Regions from separate parts of the Homo sapiens genome. Here all the other regions are linked to region 1. The links are chromatin loops, found by intact Hi-C in ENCODE. Cell type or tissue: heart left ventricle. All regions are shown on one strand. Links, peaks and the distances in the headings refer to the core of each region. The heading gives the core; the rest is flanking DNA.

Region 1 (5,000 bases), core at 1-5,000:
GCCTGGGGCTGGGAGTGTTTACCTCCGGAAGCAGAGGACTCAGAGGCCGGCGCCATCCTCTCTTCCTCCTCTCTCTCACGGATATGAGTCCAGTGCACGTCAGCCTGGATCTCCAGAGGATCCGCCGCGTGCATGACCTGCTGGAGCCTCTGGTTCCCGGCTAGTGTCCCAGGGTCAAGGGGTGGAGAAATGAGGTGGGGAAGGAGGGGATGAAATAGCATGGGAAAGGAAACAGAAAGAGAAGTTACAGCATTGGCCAGGGTCAGTATGAATCAGAAAGAAGTAAAAATTAAGAACATGTATGCACATGTATACACACACACACACACACAGACGCATGGACACACAGACACACACGCACAGTCCTTCTGCTCATTCAGTGTGACCTGGTCATTTCCAGCCGTATATGTACCATTCAATTCAGTGAAGAGAATCACACATTCCTTTCTGAGGCTCCTTTCATCCTGAGCTGCATTCAGGGGGCCCATGCACCAAGATGGAAAAAGAGCAGATTCCAGCCTGCTTCTGCAGGCCCAGCCCCAAGGGGTCACAAGGACCTGCTTTGTCCCTAGCACAGTGTGAGACCCCAGGATGCACTATCCTGCCCCTCTGCTGGTCACACAGCAAGGTGCCCACCACCACTCGCCCAGCTGATGGCCAGGTGACGAGAGAGGTGGGAAGAGATTGTGTCATTCTGCCGCCAGCCGGCCAGCTCACACAGGACAGAGATAGACTTTGCTGGCACTTCGGTTTGCATCTTCTGCAGCTGGAGCTGCTGCTGGAGAGAAAAAGTCCCCGTCCCTTAGTGGGCCTCATGCTGCATGCTGGGTCTGAGGCAAGGACACGGATCCCAGTGGAGGGTAGAGTCAGGGGAGGTGATGGCTGGGAGGGAAGCAGAGCTCTTTCATGTACGTTTCCAAACCCTTGGAATTTCACAGGCGAGAATGAGACCAACAGCTCTCTGAGGTCAAAGCCCTCACCTGAGAACTCCATGTGGTGCCCTGCTTATCACCTCTGGAAACAAGGCCTGGTTTCTCAGCTACATGGAAACTCACCAGTGGCCCCTCTGGATCCCTGCCCTGTGGGATCCCTGTACTTAGTGCTTGGACCGTGCCACACAGTTGGGTTAAGATAAAGGGACAGCTAGCAACTGGGAAGGGAAGGTGGCTGTTCAGCAGGTGCCACCTGATCTGAAGGATTCGTGTTCCTGCCAGGAGCCAGCTTCCATCTGGGAATGGGTGACATGCCTCCTCTGAGTCTAACCAGACAATCTGGCCTTGGCTTCAGTCACTATGACAGCCTCTTCAAGCAACAGGGAATGTGAAATGGGCAGAAAGGACCAGCAAGACCACCCAGTGTGATGCTGGCCCTGTGCTCTGCCGTATGTGGGGTATCAGCCCATTGTTGGAGCTGCTAGTCTCTATAGATTTGTTGCTGGCCCTGCAAGCCGTATGTGGAGTATTAGCCCCTTGTTGGAGTTGCTGGTCTCTATAGATGTTGCTGGTCTCTATAGATTTGTGGACTTTTTCTGAGGTGAATTTGCCTTTTTTTTTTTTTTTTTTGAGACGAAGTGTCGCTCTTGTTGCCCAGGCTAGAGTGCAATGGCACGATCTCAGCTCACCGCAACCTCCGCCTCCCAGGTTCAAGCAATTCTCCTGCCTCAGCCTCCCAAGTAGCTGGGATTACAGGCATGTGCCACCATGCCCGACTAATTTTTTATATTTTTTAGTAGAGACAGGGTTTCTCCATGTTGGTCAGACTGGTCTCAAACTCCCGATCTCAGGTGATCCACACGCCTCGGCCTCCCAAAGTGCTGGGATTACAGGCATGAGCCACTGCACCCGGCCGTCAATTTGCCTTTCTTTATGGTGCTGGGTGGGACTAAGTCACAGCAGAGTCACCTAACAGCCTGGATGCACAGGACTGAGGAAGGTAAGTCAAAGAGTGCAGGGCCTTTCTCTACCTTCTCAGCAACAAAGAGAAGAGACACATTCTTCTCTCAGAGTCCTGCTGTGCTTCCTGCTAATACATGCAGCCTTGGGGACTTATCGACAGCACAAGCCAGCATTTCCTCCTTTCTCAGAGAAACATTAAAGGCACCTGCACTGGCGATAGGTTTCCTGCATCAGAGAAGGAGCCAAGTCTTGGCTGGAGATGAGCTTGCAGTAAAACATATGCGGCATAGATGGGGCCGCATTCCATGAGGCCACTTCTGGAGCCTTCTCCAACTTCCTCCAGAACCTCTTCTGACTCACATGTTACTTTGCGCCTGACTGTCTGGGCAGGCTGGGACCAGGGAGAGTAGCCCAGTGAGATGTGTGCAGAGCCCGTCAGCACAGTTCCATAAAACACAGACCTTTGTCTGTGAGACATGCTCTTGGAGGCAAATTTTGGATGGCTGCCAGGGAGCTGGGGTAGAAGGTGGGCACGGGGTAAAGTGGGTACCTTTAAATGTCCTCAAATCTTCTTCCTGTGGGAGGTACCTGGCGCCACTGGCCTTGCAGTTCTGTGTCCCAGGGGCAGTACTCCCCTTCTACAGCAGGGGGAGCCAGAGACCCACACAGCATCAGGAATCCCACAGCGCGATCAAGCAGGGAGGGAAGAGAAGGGAGTAGTGGTGTCCAGCCACTGCCTGCACAGGCACCGTCGGCTGCCCGACAGACACACCTGCGCTAGGGACACAGGCTCCGGTCTGGGACTCTCGGAGTTTGGCTGAATCTGTCAGTATGTGTTTGTGTAGTTAAAGCTCTTTTCCTACAGGTTTGGTCTTGACGTTAGCACTAAGTCCAGGAAATTAAGTCTGCGTGAAGGAAAGCTCGGCTCAACTCTCCTGAAAAGGGAACGTGCTTCGACCCGAAGCTGTGCCAGGGCTCAAAGCTGCCGAGTGATCATCATCAGATGGAGATGACGATGTCTGGAACAGTGCAAACAAAACACCGTGCCCTGGACCAGCTGTGCATGCTCACTCTGCTGGCTAGCAGAGGCCACGCCGGCACCTGGCTCCGCAGACACGGCAGCATGGAGGGAGAGCCCAGATTCACAGACCCCATTTCTCCTAAGGCAGACAGGGTGTGGAGTGCGGGTCACTAAGGGCTGCCTGTGGGTCCTGCCCAGCCTCTGCCTCAGAGGGAAGAGTAGAGAACTGGGAGAGCAGGTCCTTAGGGAGCCCGAGGAAGTCCCTGACGCCAGCTGTTCTCGCGGACGCCCAACGGTGCGGTTCCTTCTGCTAACCCACCTCACTGGGGCCAACATCCTGGAGCTGCACAGCTCCCAGGGGACTGGATCAGGAACATGAGCCCTGTCAGGCAAGGGCTCAGCCCTGTGTGCCAGAGAAAACAGACCCCCGGATGGGACTGGGCAGCAAGCACACAGGTGCCAGGAGAAGCAGAGATGAGCACAGTGCCAGCTCTGCAGGGCCTGGGGTCACTGAGAACTCAACCGATCCTCTGACCGCTGCAGGGAGTCACTGGTGCTCAGAAATTAAAGGTCATGTCCTTCCTGCTCACTCCACATCTATCTTTTGGGGACTCAGATCTCCACCTGCCCTGGCTCCGTCTTCACCACCCCCCAGACTTCTGCGCTGCTGGAGCAGAGAAAGAATGGCCTTCTCTCCTGCACAGGCCCAGCAAGTCCCTCCTCATCACTTGAGGCCACACACACCCAGAGATGGGGCAGAATTGAAAAATCTCAAGTCCAAGGCAAGAGACTATTTCAGAACCAGCCAGAGTGGCTGGCCCCTGGGCCTGAGTATCCCTTCAGGACACTGTCCCCAAAACGCTGCCCTGCGTGCCATCAACTGAGCCCCATCCAGTGGGCACTAAGCTCATAGCCACCTCCGAAACCCTAGACTAGGATCAGGGAATCCTCTAGAAAGCTAAATTCCCTTTCCTTATTAATTTTTTCAACTGAAACTACAGGGCAAAAAGAGAAAACGAGGTGGAGACAAGTAGGAGTGGCCTAACTTGGATGAGTACTTGGACTGGCTCTCTGCCTTCCACTTCCAGTTTCTAAACCAATGTGCACAAGGGACATTACTTCCACTGCCAACCGCCTGCTCAACGCTACGGTGTCCTCCCCTCTGCCCCCCATGTCTTATGTCAGGAGGGGTGGTCCCTGGGCTGTGCAGGAGGCACGTCCGTGTGACGTCAGCCCCAGAAACCTCTTACACTCACGCATGAAACAGATCACTTTGGGGGGCAGGGCAGAGTTCGGAGCAGAGATTTTGTTCTGACCTTCACTGGACTCTTCCTCCTCCTCGTCATAGTCCTCCTCCTCCTCCTCTTCATATTCTTCCTCCTCCTCCTCCTCCTCTTCATTCCCAGGCCCAAAGCTCTTTGAGGCCTCTAGCTCCTCTTCACTTTTCCCTTTCAGAAGGGCATGGATCCGCACGGCCTCCTTCCACGGAACACCACCCAGGTCAGATGGGGGCAGGCGAGGCTCCTCCTCCTCCTCCTCTCCCTCCTCCTCCATCTCAGACTCGGAACTACTGTGAGGAAATAACCACATAGCCAGAGTGAGGGAATGAAGAAAAACTGAGAAGGGGAAGGGGAAGGGCCACCATCAGAAACAATGCATGTCAGGCAAAGCAGCTGCTGAGCAGGCGGAGAGAGACAGGAGGGAGGAGAGAGCGGCATCAGCAGGACAGGGTACCTGGGCATGAGAAGCCACCTACCCAAGCCCGACTAAGGGGACAAAGGGAAGAATGCCTCCTGCTCACAGACCTCACGCACTTCTCCTCAGGTGGATGGGGTAGGGAGGGGACCACCGAAGGCTGCCTGTGGGTCTGGCCCAGCCTCTGCCTGTGGAGGGGAGTGTGCAGAACTGGGAGAGCAGCTCCTCACGGAGCCCATGGAAGTTCCTGACTGCAGCCGCTCAAACTCAAGCCACAGCCCCATCCCTCAGGGTGCTTCAAGCAGCAAACACTGAGATCGCTGGTTTACGTTTCATAGACGGCCTCGAGGGCACAAGCAGGGCAGTGGACTCATTCTGATATAAACCCA
Region 2 (5,000 bases), core at 1-5,000, 59 kb after region 1:
AGGTAGGGCCGTATAAAGAGTACTGGGACCTGTGCTGGTACTGCCACATTCCAGGAAGCCACTGCCCTCGAACACATGTATGAACCAAAGAGACAAGGAGGCCCTGGTGCACGTGTGTGCATCCCTGGTGTGCTCTGGAAAATTAAACAAAGGCAAACATCCACAGAAAAAACCAGAGAGGCCAGGCATGGTGGCTCACACCTGTAATCCCAGGACTTTGGGAGGCCAAGATGGGTGGATCACTTGAGGCCAGGAGTTTGAGACCAGCCTGGACAACACGGTAAAACCCCATCTCTACTAAAAAATTAGAACAATTTGGCCGGGTGTGGTGGCTCATGCCTATAATCCCAGCACTTTGGGAGGCCAAGGTGGGCGGATCACTTGAGGTCAGGAGTTCGAGACCAGCCTGGCCAGCATGGTGAAAATCCGTCTCTACTAAAAATACAAAAATTAGCAGGACATGGTGATGCACACCTGTAATCCCAGCTACTTGGGAGGCTGAGGCATGAGAATCGCTTGAACCCTGGAGGTGCAGGTTGCAGTGAGCCGAGATTGCACTACTGCACTCCAGCCTGGGTAAGAGAGCCAGACTCTGTCTCAAAAAAAAAAAAAAAAAAATTACAAAAATTAGCTGGGTGTGGTGGCACATGCCTGCAATCCCAGCTACTTGGGAGGCTGAGGCAGGAGAATTGCTTGAACCCAAATCCAGGAAGTGGAGGTTGCAGTGAGCCCAGATCGTGCCACTATACTCCAGCCTGGGCAATGGAGAAAGACTCTTGTCTCAAAAAAAAAAAAAAAAAAAAAAAAAAAAGAAAATAAAAAAAAGAAAAGAAAAAGCCCAACAGAAATTCTCATAAAGGATGAATATGAAAAGACCTAGCAATACCAATGTGGAAATGAAGAATTTTAACCAAAAGGGGCTATTCCACATGACCATTCTAGCAATTCCCCAAGTGAATCTCACCTCCTCTGATTGACTGGTCTTTCTCCTCTTCCCAGCACCATCCAAGTCCTTTTCCTTTTTATCCTGTACCAAGGGAGGAGGGAAACTGCATTATTCTAGCCATACATACCTTGCCATTAGCTTTGCAGCCCATCAAGAGACTCCTCCACATACCTTGGGAGAACGCTTCCGAGAGATGGTCTGGCCAAGTTTGCTTAGGAAGGAGATAGGGGATCTGGTGCTGGCTATCAGGACTGCTTTCTCCTCGGCATTTAGGTCCAAGGTGTCTGGGAATAGAAACCAGTGATGTTCAAGCACAGCCCTTGAGGGCGCCGCAAAATCCTGACCAAAACTACTCTCCCTCGTGGATGGTTCGCAGAGCCTCAGAAGGCTCTAAAGGTTCACCAGCTCCAGGACAAGCATGTGGTCTCAGTAGGAAACGCCACGGAGGAAATGCATACTTGGGTATGGACATTGAACCTTCTTTTGTTCATCCACATAAACAAAAATGACTCTTCTTCCCAATCTACTACAGTTACCAAAACCCGCACTTTTGCTTTTCAAAAGTTGGAAGCTGGCTGTGATTGTTAGTTACAGCAGAGTGCTGAAGGCTCGTTTTTGTGACAAAAATTTCAGGACAGAGAGAGAGGGAGGGAGAGAGAAAAGCAGAGAGGCGATGAACTCAGGGTTCCTGGTTTTAGTGTATGCAGATGCCACACTCTGAGCTGCACACAGATGGGGGTGGCACTGAATGGGTACGTCGATGTTAGAGCTGTGGCTTTCTGTTGTAAGAACGTCATGGCTAACCAGGAAAAGCCACAGATCCTTACAAGAATATATGGGCTGGAAAGCACTGGAGGGTGGTAACACAAGCTTTTTGGATTTCAATGTTTCATTAGTAACAACAGCAATTTTTAAAATAGTCATTAATTCATAGTAAATCACTAACATTTATTAAGTACTTCCACTGGCCAAACATCCTTCTTGGCACATCACAATGTAATTATACATATTATCCCCATTTTACACCCGTTACCCCATTTTACAAGATAGGTTGACGGAAAGTGAGACACAGGAAAATTGAGTAACTTGCCTAAGGCCAAGTGGAAGCCTGGGATACTGTAAATCCAGGTCAGACCCCACAGCCAACACTCTAGCCTCAACCTACACTTACTCTAAGGGACAATTAATGACAACAGGAATATTTTTTGTAGCACTATGAGAGCCTGAGACAGCAAGCTGAGAGACAAGCAAAGATTTTTGGGAAGTGCTAACAAGTAGGAGTAGAAAGAAGCCAAGAGAATGCACAGTGACAGGAGAAAGAAGGGCAACAAGAGTGGTTCAGGATCACAGACACAGAGGAGACAAGATAATTCCACGAAAAGGGACATCGTTCTCCGGTGCTCAACAATGCAGAAAAGCAAGTGCATGAGAGATGGGAACTGAGAAAAGAGTAGGAGGTGGGAATCCTCCTCACTGGGGAACAGCTGCAGTAGCGCGGTATGAAGAGAAGCCGGATTATAACCCGTTACAAAGTTTGGGCCGTGCAGAAGCAGAGGCCACAAGCACAAGCCACTTCTTCAAAAAGGCTGGCTCTGAGAGCACGAGCACTAGAAGGTGGTGGTCACGGAAAAAGACGGCACAGGAACGATTTCTGCATTTTTATAAATGCAGTGAGAAAGAAAGGAGGGGTTGAGAACACACTACTAGAGAAGGGAGAAACAATGAAGCAAAGCTCCAGAGATTTCCCTGACAGCTAACTGGTAAAAACACAGAGTAACTTTGTGTTTGGTGGCACTGCTGCGGGACAGTCGGAAGGAAGGAAGAACAGCCGGGCCACAGCACAGCAGCAGGGGGCCGCAAAGCAGCTCCTTCCAGGCCTTACCGCTAGAGGGGAGGGAGTCCTTAAACATCTCGTAGAACTGAGTCAGGTACATCACCATGGACAGCTTATCAGGCTCCCCCACGGAGGCCATTTCTTTGCCTGTCATGATGGGAGAAATGCCCAATTCCTTCTCAGCAATGTCAAAGGCCAGTTGGTTATTCTTCTCCACATTTTGCTCATCCAAAGAATCAAAATCTCTGAGAAACAGGACAAGGAAAACATATCAAGATAGGTTGACAGTCCTTAAACAGAAACGCAGTATCCTGGAGTCATCGTCCTTTCTCTGTTTTCAGCTAAAATCCAGGGTGCTGTGCATCGCTGACATTTGAGAGCAAACCTGTCTTATCTCACCTCTTGTTCTTTTTCTTTTTACTGAGGAAAAGCAAAGCAACCTCAGGAAGTGATGAAAGGTCTACCCACCAAAGAAAAAAAGGGAGAAAGTCAAAAAACGACTCTCATTTTTCTAGTAACACAAATTTACTACTAAAATGTGAGCTCGAGAATAGGGACTGGCTGGGCACAGTGGTTCACACCTGTGATCCCAACACTTTGGAAGGGTGAGGCAGGAGAATTGCTTGAGCCCAGGAGTTCAATTTAAATTAAAAATTTAATTCAAATTAAAAATTAGCTAGGCATGGCGGCATATGCCTACAGTCCTAGCTACTTGGGAGGCTGAGGCAGGAGAATCACTTGAGCCCGCAAGTTCAAGGTTGCAATGAGCTATGACTGTGCCACTGCCCTCTATCCTGGGAAATAGGGCGGGACCTGTCTCTAAAAATAAAAATAAAAAATAATAGGAACTATCTTTAATATATCTTGATCCTTGTGTATGGCCCATCCACATTAAACTAATGTCAAAACATGATACATCTCCCATTTGGATCAGATTGCTCCTACAGGCCTGGGACTATCACCCACCATGGCCCTTAGACCTGACAAGCTGTTAAGGTACTAAATCAGCTCTGATCAATCTTAGCCTTCTCCTGGAGGGGAAATTCCAAAATCCTCCTCAAAAAATTTTTCCATTGCTAAGTTTCCTATTTAGATTAATGGCCATTTCCTACTGGGTTTAAGCCTCTTGCTTTTCAGAAGACTGATCGCATTCTTCTTTACATGACTTCAGGTTAACCCAGCAGCCCTTAATTCTGTGTTAATCTAGGATCCCACAGCATTTTCCATTTTCTCAAACTCCTCCTCACCATAGGTTCAGCCTCTGAAACTATGACCTCACTGCTGCTGAACAGTGCCGCGCTGTCCCTGTGCTGCTTTGCCTTCCTAGAAGACGGTCCCCTAACCTTCTCCAGGCGCCCCTCCACCCCCACCTGCTAGGCTCCCTCAACCACTTCTGCCTGTTCCCTTTGGAACAGAGCTGACTCACCTGCCCATCCTCTGCCACTGATCACAATCTTTCCCAAGCTGCTCTTCCTTGCCCTACCCCCTTTCTTTGGCAGGAGTGAATAAGCCCTATTTTTACTTACTTGCTATCAACTTCTGGGTGAGCTAAGTGACAGGAGCACCAGAGGTCACTTACCTCCATCCAAGCACACCAGAAATCCCCATTTGTAATCCACACTGCACAAGGCTATTTTTACCAGCTCTTGCCTTGTCAGTTTATAACCATCATATAAATAGCAACTATATCTTGTAGGATTCCTTAAGCAATCATTAAACAAAACAAACAGAAATTGGCCCCTTAAGTGGACCTAATGATGAAAAGGACAGGAAACCAAAATAATGCAACATGCTCTGCTTCTGAATCCTTCGGTTTGGCTTCCGTGGTAACAAATGCCGATGGGGGAACCTGGGTGTGCTGGTCCCCGCAGCTGACCTGGGGTCACCCTAGAACTCTGATTCTGTAGACAGGTGAGTGGAGAATGGCCAAAGGAGATGTCACTGGGATAGGTGGGTAGGACAACAGAGTATGTCTGTAAAAAACGCAGTCTTTAACACAGAGAAAATACCAATGAACCATCATAAATTGGTCAACTGTTCATGATGTTTTGCTTTGTTAGTAGTGACACATTTGCCTTGAGCTGGCCAAATGTTCTAGCCAGGTTTCCCTTGTGACCCATAGAATTTGAGAGACAGCTGGCCGAAATGAAGAGTTCAACCGGGGCCAATAAACAGTTTTCCTTTGTGGGAAGCTAACAGGCCCAGGTGGGTGTCAAAACC
Region 3 (10,788 bases), core at 1-5,000, 77 kb after region 1:
TGAATGGCCAGAGATGCAAGACGTTGTTGCGGGAGAAGGCATCTCGTTTCTCAATAACAACCACCTTGGCCCCCAGTAAGGATAAGTCGATGGCTGTACGGAGACCACAGGGGCCAGCCCCAATGATGAGACACTGAAAAACACAGCTGCTTTCAGGGCAGGCGGCACTTCCAACAAACAATTCTCAAGAAGTCTCATGATTGTAAGATCATCACTCCCTAAAGCCCCGAAATAGGGCTATTCTCCCCACTGCCAAGAAACCTTCACACCTACGTGGGTCACAGCAGAGCACCTGCCATGGCTTAAGAGAAGAGCTAGTGATCACCACCATGAATGGAGAAGACAGAACCATCAGTGCTAGACACAAGCTCGGCACCTGTTCACCTTGGACAGCCTGGAAGGCCCTTGATCTGCAGCATATTTAAGTGGCCATCATCTCAACAAACGATATGACAATCAAATACAATCTTACATCAACAGGAGAGGACCATTTCGAAGGTTTCTAGGTCAGGCAGATTTCTGTCCAAAGAGATACAGAGTACTACATACACACTCCAGGCAATCTCAAGCCTCCTGGAATGAGTCTACCACACACATGATTCCCGGGAAGCAATTTTCAAGAGCCAAAGTTTTGTGTGCTAATAAGAGTTCCAAAATCCCCATTTCTAGACTGAACGTCCAGGAACATGATCTCGAAAATCCACACTCCAGAGAAGTACTGAGCAGGAGACTGGACACATATCTTAAGTAGTTTGCTCTGTGTGTGCGGAAGGAAAACGTGCAATGCTTTTGGCTTTGTTTTTGTTTTGTTCTTAGTGGAGTCCAGTACTCACTCATGAAAGTCATGCCTTTACAGTTCTTGAATTTTGCTGATGAATATCTACCCAAATGCAAATCCACTGGGGGTGGGGCTCTAGGTATCCCCTATTGCACAAATTAAAGCTCGTGAAAGAACATAACGTAGCCATGAAGTCATCTGCAAATTTGTGTCCCTGCTAGCTTGTTCCAAACTTCTCACACTAGGTGTTCTTCTAAGGAGGGAAGCAGGAAATGTACCTCTCCATATCCGCTTCCTCGCACCTACCCCGACAAAGGCAAGTGCATAACTCAGGTCTTTGCTTGGGCCTACCTGCTTCGTGGAAACCCCATTTCTCCACATGGTGAAGAAAGCAACAGAAATACTTTGGTTCACAAAGTCCTTGCTTATGAATCAAAACAGACTTTTGGAACATGGATGGGAAGAGGTTGGAAGCTTGTGGCAAATGCCAAGTTCGCAAACAGTATACCTTACCAGCTACTGAGTATGGAACTTTGGAAAGAGGACATGCCAAGAACCCCAAAGCCGTGTTCAGACAGGATACCAGCAGGGCTTGGCTATGTCCCTGCTAAGTGACCTGCATCCTCCGAACCACGTGAGGTTCAAAAGAGAGCTTCAGCAAAATAAAAGGTTCCCATGCCACTTGACTTTGGTTGTTCTTAAATACTTGAAACTTTGAACGCTCAATATGTAAATACATGAAACATGCTTAAAACAGGGTCTGGGTCATGCAAGTCAAACAAAAAGAGGTTAGACATCCACAAAATTTCAACAGGGTTGAAGCCTGATTTCTTATGCTAGGTTGTGGCTAGACTTTGCCTGGTTCTCACTCAGCCTACCTCTAACTCAATCCTCCTCTTTGGCACCTGGATATGGTCGATGGCTCTGGCACAGAACTTGCCATAGAACTTCTTGGCACCCAGACCTTGTAGATCATATATGGTGAATGGCCAGAGATGCAAGACGTTGTTGAGGGAGAAGGCATCTCGTCAGTGACCCCAGGGCCCAACAGGAGCAAAGCTTACCTTGGTGTTAGTGCACGCTTTTCCCTTTTTGTAGTCTTTGTGACTGCCCCGTTTGTCCAATTTTGCCCAGAGGGCTTTGGCTTTCCAGTAGTTAAGCTTGGACTTGAGCTTGTGATAGAAGGAGCGGTAGTCCTTTGGCTTTAGTTCCAGGTGGTCACAGAGCTCCTGGAAAGCCTTGAGGGTTCCCTTGCAGGTGGTGGCCTGGACAAACCGGTCAAAGAGGACATGAGCTGGGTTCATGGTCTCATGCTTCCTCTCCTCCATGCTGCCTCACTCTCAGCACTCCCCAGAGGGGGAGGTGGGATGGCTGTGGGTCCACCTGACACTGTCACGTTAATCTGACAAAAAGAAAGAAAAACGTGGTTAGCATTTCTCTGTCTACAAACATTCTCCAGGAGACATATTCCTCTTCAAAGCAGAGTTCTAAAGTGTCGCAGTCATCCATCCATAAGTGTGGACTGCACACCTGCAATACTCCAGGCACTACGAAACACTGGGGCTGGAAAGGTGAGCAGGATGGTTCTTGCTCTCAAGGATCTGACAGTCTAGGAGACGAGGCAGACACAGACACAGAATGTCTCAATGGACTGTACCAAGTGCCACTAGAGAGGGAGACACAAGGCCATCTCGGAAACAGAGAAAGAGGATCTAAGTCACTATTGGTGGTGAAGGGGGGGGGTCCCCACTGAAGGCGAGCCTCTGAGAGGTGACAGCTGAGTCTCTCAGCATAAATGTTAGCCAGGCAGGGAAGAGGTGTAGGACATGGGAAAGTGACAAAGACAGGCCTGAGTGACTCGTACAGATCAAAGAGGCAAGGATAACTCCCAGGTTTCCAGCTTAGGCCCCGGATTAAACGGAGACATCAGGCCAATGGATTAAAAACAGAAGCACTCCTTGGTGCCAGTGGAGCAGTGAGCCCCTTCCTCACCTGCACACGTGAGCTCCAAGTGGAGGTGCTTACCGGGAAGTCGGTACAAATGTGAAGTTCAGGGAGTGGCTGGGGACGCAGATCCAGATTTGGGAGTCGCTGGCACACGGGCAGTAGCTAAGCATACAAAAGCAGGAAGATCACGAAAGGAGAGTGCACAGGGCAGAAGAGCCGCAGACTCTGGAAGAGATCCAGGAGGCCCCACCTTCAAGAGGCTGGGAGAGAAAGATGAGCCCTCTTAAAAGATGAGGAACAGTAGGGAGAGGTCTGAAGAGAACCAACCAGCAGCATCACAGAAGTCTAAGGAGCAGAAAGTTCGAGAGTGTCAAAGTTGGCAGGGATTAAAAGAACTGAAGAAGTCCTGCTATTGCGTAAGGTACAGGGTTGGGAGACTTCACAGTCATTCCATTTTCACCCTGAATCGAATTGAACAGCAGTAAATGACGATATCTATGCCTTCCACCTATGGAAATGTCCGCACACCTACGTCCAGTGAGTCTGCTGGACAGAGGCTGGGAGGTGGGAGATGGCACCGCGTGTACTCCTGCACCCACCGGCTCCTGTGAGTCTGCAGAATCGTTTTTGCGTCACATCTGATGAAACCTCACCACTGGAACTGTATTGGAAGGTGGGAGGCAAAAGGACAAAGGACAAAACTAGTGAGTAGAGAGTGGGTCAGGGTGACAAGACGAGTGTGACCACAGGGCTGAGCCCACACAGCCAGACCCCAGCTGCACGACCCCGCTGCACAACTCTGGGTAAGCACTGTTGCACGAACCCTCAGTTTCCTTGTGTGTAAGACAAGGAGGTTAGACAGCGCCCCTAAGACTTTCTTTTTTTCTTTTTTTTGAGATGGAGTCTCGCTTTGTTGCCCAGGCTGGAATACAGTGGTGCGATCTCTGCTCACTGCAAGCTCCACCTCCTGGGTTCACTCCGTTCTCCTGCCTCAGCCTCCCAAGTAGCTGGGACTACAGGCACCCGCCACCACGCCCGGCTAATTTTTTGTATTTTTAGTAGAGACGGGGTTTCATCGTGTTAGCCAGGATGGTCTCAATCTCCTGACCTCGTGATCTGCCCGCCTCGGCCTCCCAAAGTGCTGGGATTACAGGTGTGAGCCTGGCCAAGACTTTCACTTCTGAAGTTCTCCAAGGCTACTGCTGAGAAATCCACATGCCCACAGCACTTGCTCCTGGTGCTCTCATCACAATGGCCCAGCACAGGCACATCACCAATTCACCACGAGAGTGACCAACACAACTGGACTGGACTTTGCTTTAAAGATGTACCCTTGGGGTTGGGTGCAGACAGAGGAAGGGAGTGGTTGATGCACTACGTTCAGCAGGCATGTAGAAGCAAGAGACTGCCCACTATTCAGCTGCAGGTGCTGCTGAAACCAACTCTTGGAAGACAGGCACCATGTTCCAGAATGATACAGAAGAGGCCCTGAAGCTCTTACTTTGGGTAAGCACACTGAGCAGCAGTGTGAAGTAGAAATGACATGCCACTTCTCTCCGCACCTCACCATGGTATCACAGGATTAAACCAAACCAAATGAGATGCATCTTAAGTTTCATGAGAGAAAGTTGTAACTAAATACAAGGAACTGCCCTCTCCACCTTATATTTTCTATGTCAACAGACACAACACTCGTCACATAATGTGGAGGATACATTGCAGATGGAACACACTGGCTGGGCTTTTCGCCTCAAATATATCACGTACTCAACAAACCCTCCTGGCTCTAGATATTAAAAACTATACTGCTGGCCCAGTGTGGTGGCTCATGCCTGTAATCCCAGCACTTTGGGAGGCCGAGGTGGGTGAATCACTTGAGGTCAGGAGTTCAAGACCAGCCTGGCCAACATGATGAAACCCTATCTCTACCAAAAAATACAAAAATTAGCCAGGTGTGGTGGCACACGCCTGTAATCCCAGCTATTCAGGAGGCTGAGGCATGACAATTGCTTGAATTCGGGAGGCGGAGCTTGCAGTGAACTGAGATTGTGCCACTGCACTCCAGCCTCAGCGACAGAGTGAGACCCTGTCTCAAAACAAAACAAAACAAAAACAATACACTGTTAACACACATAGCTTCTCTCAATAGCCACATGGCCAAGAGGCCAGCAAGAAATGGAGTTAACTGGAATTAACATTCAGTTTCCCCAAAAAAGAAAGGTTTTATTCTAGGTAGCAGCAAGAGAAATACTTTACAGTTCCTAAAAAGGGCCCATTATTTATCTTACAAGCCAAGGCTTATCTTAGAAATGTTAGAAAGTCAAAAGATGGCTTGTAGGGCAGGAAAGAGCAGATGTGCTTATGTGAAGGCAGGAGAAATGGTGACAGCTGACAACCCATGACTAGAAACAAAGGTCCCACACCATTTTCTACATCAGGGACCCTCTTTGCCTCCTGACCTCTTTGTGGGACTTCTGAGGCTTCACTTGCTCTTTGACAAGCACACAGCATGGCACAATCCTGACCCTGTGTGCCCTGCCTGCATTCACAGTCAACCTGAACTCCACCAGAGTCACAGTGTTTGGTAAGCTTTGCATACACTGGGTCTGATCCACCGCTACCTCATGTCAAAGAAGAAAATGACTTTTCTTTGTTTCTAAACAGTAGCCACTTTCAACTCCTTGCCAGGATTCAGAGCACTCAGAACCATGACATTCTTGCTGAAGCCAATACATTAAAGGTCCTGCAACCCATAACTCCAAAATCCTTCCCGTCATAGCGCCTGCCTTGGCTTACACCTACCCTGAAAGAGGGTCTTGGGCACTTATTTCCCAAGAAGAGTTCTTACGTGTGAGCTAACAACCCCATGGCTGGTTGTCACCCACTCGGTTTGAAATAATTCACTTCCAAAGAGCTGCTAACCGCCACAAAGAATTTCCAAATCAAACCCCACTACAGAGGAACGGCTTCACTAATAACTGTCCCCAATCCTTCTGCTAGTGAAAACACTTTTAAATTAACAGATGTCAGCCACAGCTCCCAGAGAGCTGCAGAGCCAACCAGCAGGCAAGTTTTAATTCCCCGGCCGAAGAGATTTCGACCTGCAGGGCACTGGTGACAATGGATGAACAGAGGCAGGATGGCTCCTGGAACAATGCGACCGGCACCCAAGGTAAGACGACACAAGATGAATTCCCTTGGGCTGCCTCACTTTTCCTGCTTTGCAGCTGAATGATGACTGCAGCGCAAAGACTCCTCCAGAGTGTGACAGCATTGCTCTGTGGCTCTGCTGGGCTGGGCCTGTCTCACTCTGCAAGGGGCTTACCCGGCATTCTCCTTGGCTCTGACAACAGCCGGGAAGCACAGCAGAGCAGGGCTATTTCTGTTACCGCCCCCATTTCCCTCATTCCTTAAGGTCAAAGCCAGATCATGCTCCTCCTGGCCTGTCCTGCACCACCCTGTGTACAGTTCATAATCACAGGAACCTGGAGACCAGGAAACCTGGCAGGAAGGTGCCAGAAATCCCAGAAACTGAAAAGCCAAGGTGTGCAAGGAAGGGGTAGAGGAAGTGAGGAGCCGGGTTGGGGGCTGGGGGAGGAAGAGGAGGTGATGCCAGGTTTCCAGGCATCTGTGAGTCTCTGCCAGCTGACTCCAGCCTGCATGTTTTGTCCGCAGCAGCTGACTGCTGACTCAGAAGCCCCGCATGGGCCTTGGCTGTGGAGGATGGCACTGCAGAGACGGCCTCTGAAGCACACGCAGGACATGGTTATGTTTCTATTTATAACAATAGTTGAAGGTTGTCACTGACTTCTGGCTGGCTATGAGAACACTCAATCTCTAGCTCTTAGAAGAGGTAGCTGGATGTTTGTGGGGGAGTAGAAAGGAGAATCATGTTTAAAAATAGAAAAAAAAAAAGAAACAAAACAACAAAAAAGAATGACACTTCAAGAGTATGGCATCAGAGTGAAGCTTAGTTTTCTCCCTAGCCAATGCACCATGAACACACCAGCGAACGTGCAAATTTCTGAATCTTACACAGCAATCTGTGAACTGCGCCTTCCCCTAGCCCATTCAGTCAGAGGTATGTCTCATCTAAACAGATCTTGAAAGCGGGTGGAAGGCCAGGTGAGGTGGCTCATGCCTGTAATCCCAGCACTTTAGGAGGCCAAGGTAGGAAGATCACTTGAGCCCAGGAGTTCAAGACCAGCCTGGGCAAGACGGTGAGATCCTGTCTCTTCAAAAACAAAAAAATTAGCTGGGTGTGGTGGCATTCGCCTGTGGTCCCATCTACATGCGAGGCTGAGGTGGGAGGATTGCTTGAGCCCAGGAGGTCGAAGCTGCAGTGAGCCATGATCATGCCACTGCACTCCAGCCTGGGAAACAGAGCAAGATCCTGTCTCAAAAACCAAAAAAAGAAAAAAGTAGGTGGAGAGGAACACTTGATCATATTTTCCCTCAGAAACCAGGACCCAAATCGCCAACATGCCTCGGGCTCCTGATCTGTCTTCCTTCAACATAGGCAACTTAGCATCATTATTTGAAAAGCCTGTCCTTTCCGTACTGAGTAGTCCTGGTATCCTTGTCAAAAATAATTTGACCGTAAGTGAGGTGCATGAGGCTGAAGCAGGAGGATTATTTGATCCTCCCAGGAGCTAGACTCCAGCCTGGGCAACATAGCAAGACCCCATCTCTTAACAAAACATAGTTTGACCATATATGTTAGGGTATGTTTCTGGGCCCTCTATTGTATTCCATTGGTTTATATGTCTGCCTTTATGTCAGTACCACACTGTTTTGATTAGTATAGCTTTATAGTAAGTTTTGAAATCAGGAGGCATGAGTCCTCCAGCTTTGGTCTCCTTTAGAAGGGCTGTTTTGGCTATTCAGGGTCCCTTGAGATTCCATGTAAATTTTAGGATGGGTTTTTCTATTTCTGTAAAAAAAAAAAAAAAATCATTGGGATTTTGATAGGGATTACACTGAATGTGTATTGTTTGGGTAATTGTGACATCTTAACAATAGTAAGTCTTCCAACCCATAAGCGTGAATTTGTTCTCATTTATCTTTTAATTTATTCCAGTGATGTTTTTTAGTTTTCACTGTACAAGGCTTTCACCTCCTTGGCTAATTCCTAAGTGTTTTATTATTTTTGATGCTACTGTAGACAATTATTTTCATCATTTCCTTTTCAGACTGTTCACTATTAGTATATAAAAATGTAACTGATTTTTGTGTATTAACTTTGTATCCTGCTACTTTGTTGGATTTATGTACTAGCCTTGAACAGGTTTTTCTGGTGGAATCTGTAGGATTTTCTACACATAAGATCATATCATCTACAAATGGAGATAACTGTCTTCCTTTCCAATTTGGATGCCTTTTAATTTCTTTTTCTGGCCTAACTGCTCTGGATAGAACTTCAGGATTATGTTGGATAGAAGAGGCAAAAGTGGGCATCTTTGTCTTGTTCCTGATCATACGAGGAAAAGCTTTCTGTCTCTCACTGTTGAACATAACACGTACCATGGTTTTTCGCATATGGCTTTTACTAGGTGAAGGTAATTTTCTTCTATTCCTAGTCTGGTGAGTATTTCTATCATGAGAAGGTATTGAATCCACATGTATTGCATCCTGGGATCTATCCTGACTCTCCATCCTATTTATCATCAAGCTGACACTCAGCAGGATGGAGAGGAAACATGAAGCCAGCTCCTCCCCCCACCACTGTGCCCTTCCCCTCTCCTGCCTGTCACCCGGCTGCACTCCTCATCTGCTCCTGCCACTCTGCAAGGACATTATTTAAATGTCTCTCTCCTCCATTGTGAACTTCCTTAGGGCAGGGACTGGGTCTCTGCGCTATAACCCGACCTGGAGTAGAAATAAGTCGTGTTTCTGTGGAGGTGACGAGGGTAGGATGGAGCCCAGCAGCTCTGTACTTGAAGGACCGGTCCTGGGGAAAGCACTAGCCTGGCCTGCGTGGCTGCGGAAGGTGAAGGAGACCTGGACACATGTTAGAGAAAGACTTCCAATGTGCTACCAAAACGTGGTATCCAGGAATGCAACAGTCAGCCTGGGCGGGCAGTGACAGTCTAACAGGAACACTGCAAGAGTGTGGCATTTTTCTCATGACCAGCACTCTGCTTGGCTGGGTGTGGATGACCCCTCTCTAGAGGCATCTGAGAAGAGCCAGACCCAGATAGCCTCTGGGTTCTCTTCCAAGTCCCTAATCCTGCAGGACTGTAGTACAGTCCTAACACTTATGTTGTATCTTTTCTAATTTTCATTTCTATTCTTTGCTAACAACCTATTTCTTCATGAAAACCAAGTTAAGAACATCCACGCAGCTGAGAAATGAAGTAAGTCAGAAGTGACCTGACCTCTGCCTTGCAGTTCTGTCACCCCAAACACATTAAAATGTCTGAATCATAGCGAGGCACCCAATAAACACAATCACTGATGATGACGTCAACTCACGTTCAAAGTAACCCCCAAAACAAGCAATCAAGAAGAATGCCTGAGGCTCACCATCCTACAGTCTCCTCATCTGTAAAATGAAAATCACAGGGTTTTGTAGGAAGTAAGGTAACGAATGTAAAATGTTTATCAGTGCCAGGAACAGAGCAAGGACCAACCCACAGTAGCGCTGTTATCATCCAGCAGTTTATCAATAAACTCCAGCAATGAAAGCGCATACTCAGTCTAAATAAAAACGGAACAACAGGGTTCAGATGGTTTTGTTTTTTGAAGGAAAGAAAAATGGTTTGGAACTTTCTCTGCTCCATTATCACTCTTCCCCTCTCCACTCCATCTGTTCTAGAAAGCGTGAGAATGGCATTGGGTGGAGGGGGGTGCTAAAGGAGTAAGATCTGTGTAAGTCCTGCTAAACTGTAGTGTTAAACAAGACAGATAGAAGATACTGAGTCGTTACTACTCGGTGCCACATCCACGCCTATGGCATCTTCACCACCATCCCGCGAGGCAGGATGTATGACCTCCATTTTGCAGATGGGGAAAGGCATGTTTTGGGTCCAGACTTGTCCAATTGAGAGCCTAAGTCCTTAGCCATCATGAAAAACCACCTGAGAATACAGCTTGAGAAATGAAAGCTCATGAGAATGCATGCCTCCAGTCCCTAACCACCCGAGAGCAGGAACTTGCCTGCCAGGAAGATAGCTGCCCAGCTAGCAATGGATATGCAGTTTCAAGTAAATTTAGCAAGGACACACAATACAGGATTCTTTTTCTCCTCATGATTTATCACTGCATCTGCTCCTTTGAAATGGAGCCCTTTCCAAATGGCAGTGAGAGCAGTCTGGTTTCACAGTAATTCTTCTTACTGGCTGCCAAAAGGCTAAGCAACTAAAACAGTGCTAACACAGTATGTATCAGTTGGCATTCTGCGGCAGGCTCTTGCACCCCAGCCATCAGCAACGCCTATGAGGAGTCAATGACAAAACATTTTCCAATCACCTAATACTACTCCATCCATTGTAGGAGCTTGGGGAAGGACAGAAGGTGGACCTCAACCTGCCCACTGTCAACAGTACAGACCAAAAGACCCACACCTTCCTGACCCACTAATCTAAGAGCCCTGCCCTCAGGGGTGATGAAAGGCCTCTGGGTGGGGAGAAAGCCTCATTGAGGATGTGGGAAAACACAACCAAAGGAGAATCCCAAAAAAAAGCTGTTCTCCTCAAGGGCCGGAATCCAATCTATAACGTCGGTGCAGAAGTCAGTGCAGTTACTTTTGCCGTTACTTTTAATAGCAAAAACCGCACTGACTTTTGCACCAACCCAACACTCTGCTTAGCACCATGTACTCAGTTCCAGGCACACAGCAGGTGCTCAATAAGGTTCTGCTGATTAAAGGGCTACCCGGTCACCTACACTTGGGCAGACCCAGGAAGCTGGCTGGTTGGTAGGCCGTACAGGGCAACCTCCAGGCCACTGCACACAGGGACTCAGAGAATGCCAAGCCTCCAGCAGTCCGAAGGGAGAGAAATACCTCACGAGATGACCGGAGAACTTGTGGGAAACATGCAAGGTCCTACCAAGGCACTCGG

What was found. Hi-C counts contacts between places; a loop is a spot of excess contacts. Peaks named below come from ENCODE experiments on the same cell type or tissue, not always from the same donor. Only the 100,000 strongest peaks of a DNase experiment are listed, where the experiment ranks them.
Region 2: it touches region 1 in a loop (2.7-fold over the local background); 64 of 110 quality-filtered maps call a loop at or near these places.
Region 3: it touches region 1 in a loop (8-fold over the local background); 57 of 110 quality-filtered maps call a loop at or near these places.

Annotation. Positions count from the first base shown.
Region 1 is chr22:17,827,622-17,832,621 of GRCh38, forward strand. MICAL3 (microtubule associated monooxygenase, calponin and LIM domain containing 3) reads right to left here. Exons shown (of 32, transcript NM_015241.3): 21 at 4,233-4,486; 22 at 23-160. Among named protein-coding and RNA genes, the nearest start is that of LINC00528, 53 kb to the left of the region's middle. In heart left ventricle, for the core only: CTCF peaks have their summits at 2,534 (motif pointing right) and 2,743; a DNase peak (open chromatin) is centred at 2,550; H3K27ac peaks cover 1,426 bases.
Region 2 is chr22:17,886,206-17,891,205 of GRCh38, forward strand. MICAL3 (microtubule associated monooxygenase, calponin and LIM domain containing 3) reads right to left here. Exons shown (of 32, transcript NM_015241.3): 13 at 2,829-3,025; 14 at 1,118-1,230; 15 at 965-1,027. Among named protein-coding and RNA genes, the nearest start is that of MIR648, 92 kb to the right of the region's middle. In heart left ventricle, for the core only: a CTCF peak has its summit at 2,832; no DNase peak of the experiment used is centred there; H3K27ac peaks cover 2,577 bases.
Region 3 is chr22:17,904,707-17,915,494 of GRCh38, forward strand. MICAL3 (microtubule associated monooxygenase, calponin and LIM domain containing 3) reads right to left here. Exons shown (of 32, transcript NM_015241.3): 2 at 1,843-2,180; 3 at 1-133. The coding sequence starts at 2,106. Among named protein-coding and RNA genes, the nearest start is that of MIR648, 71 kb to the right of the region's middle. RefSeq lists a silencer at 5,817-6,111 and enhancers at 6,308-6,357, 6,368-6,637. In heart left ventricle, for the core only: no CTCF peak of the experiment used is centred there; no DNase peak of the experiment used is centred there; H3K27ac peaks cover 3,070 bases.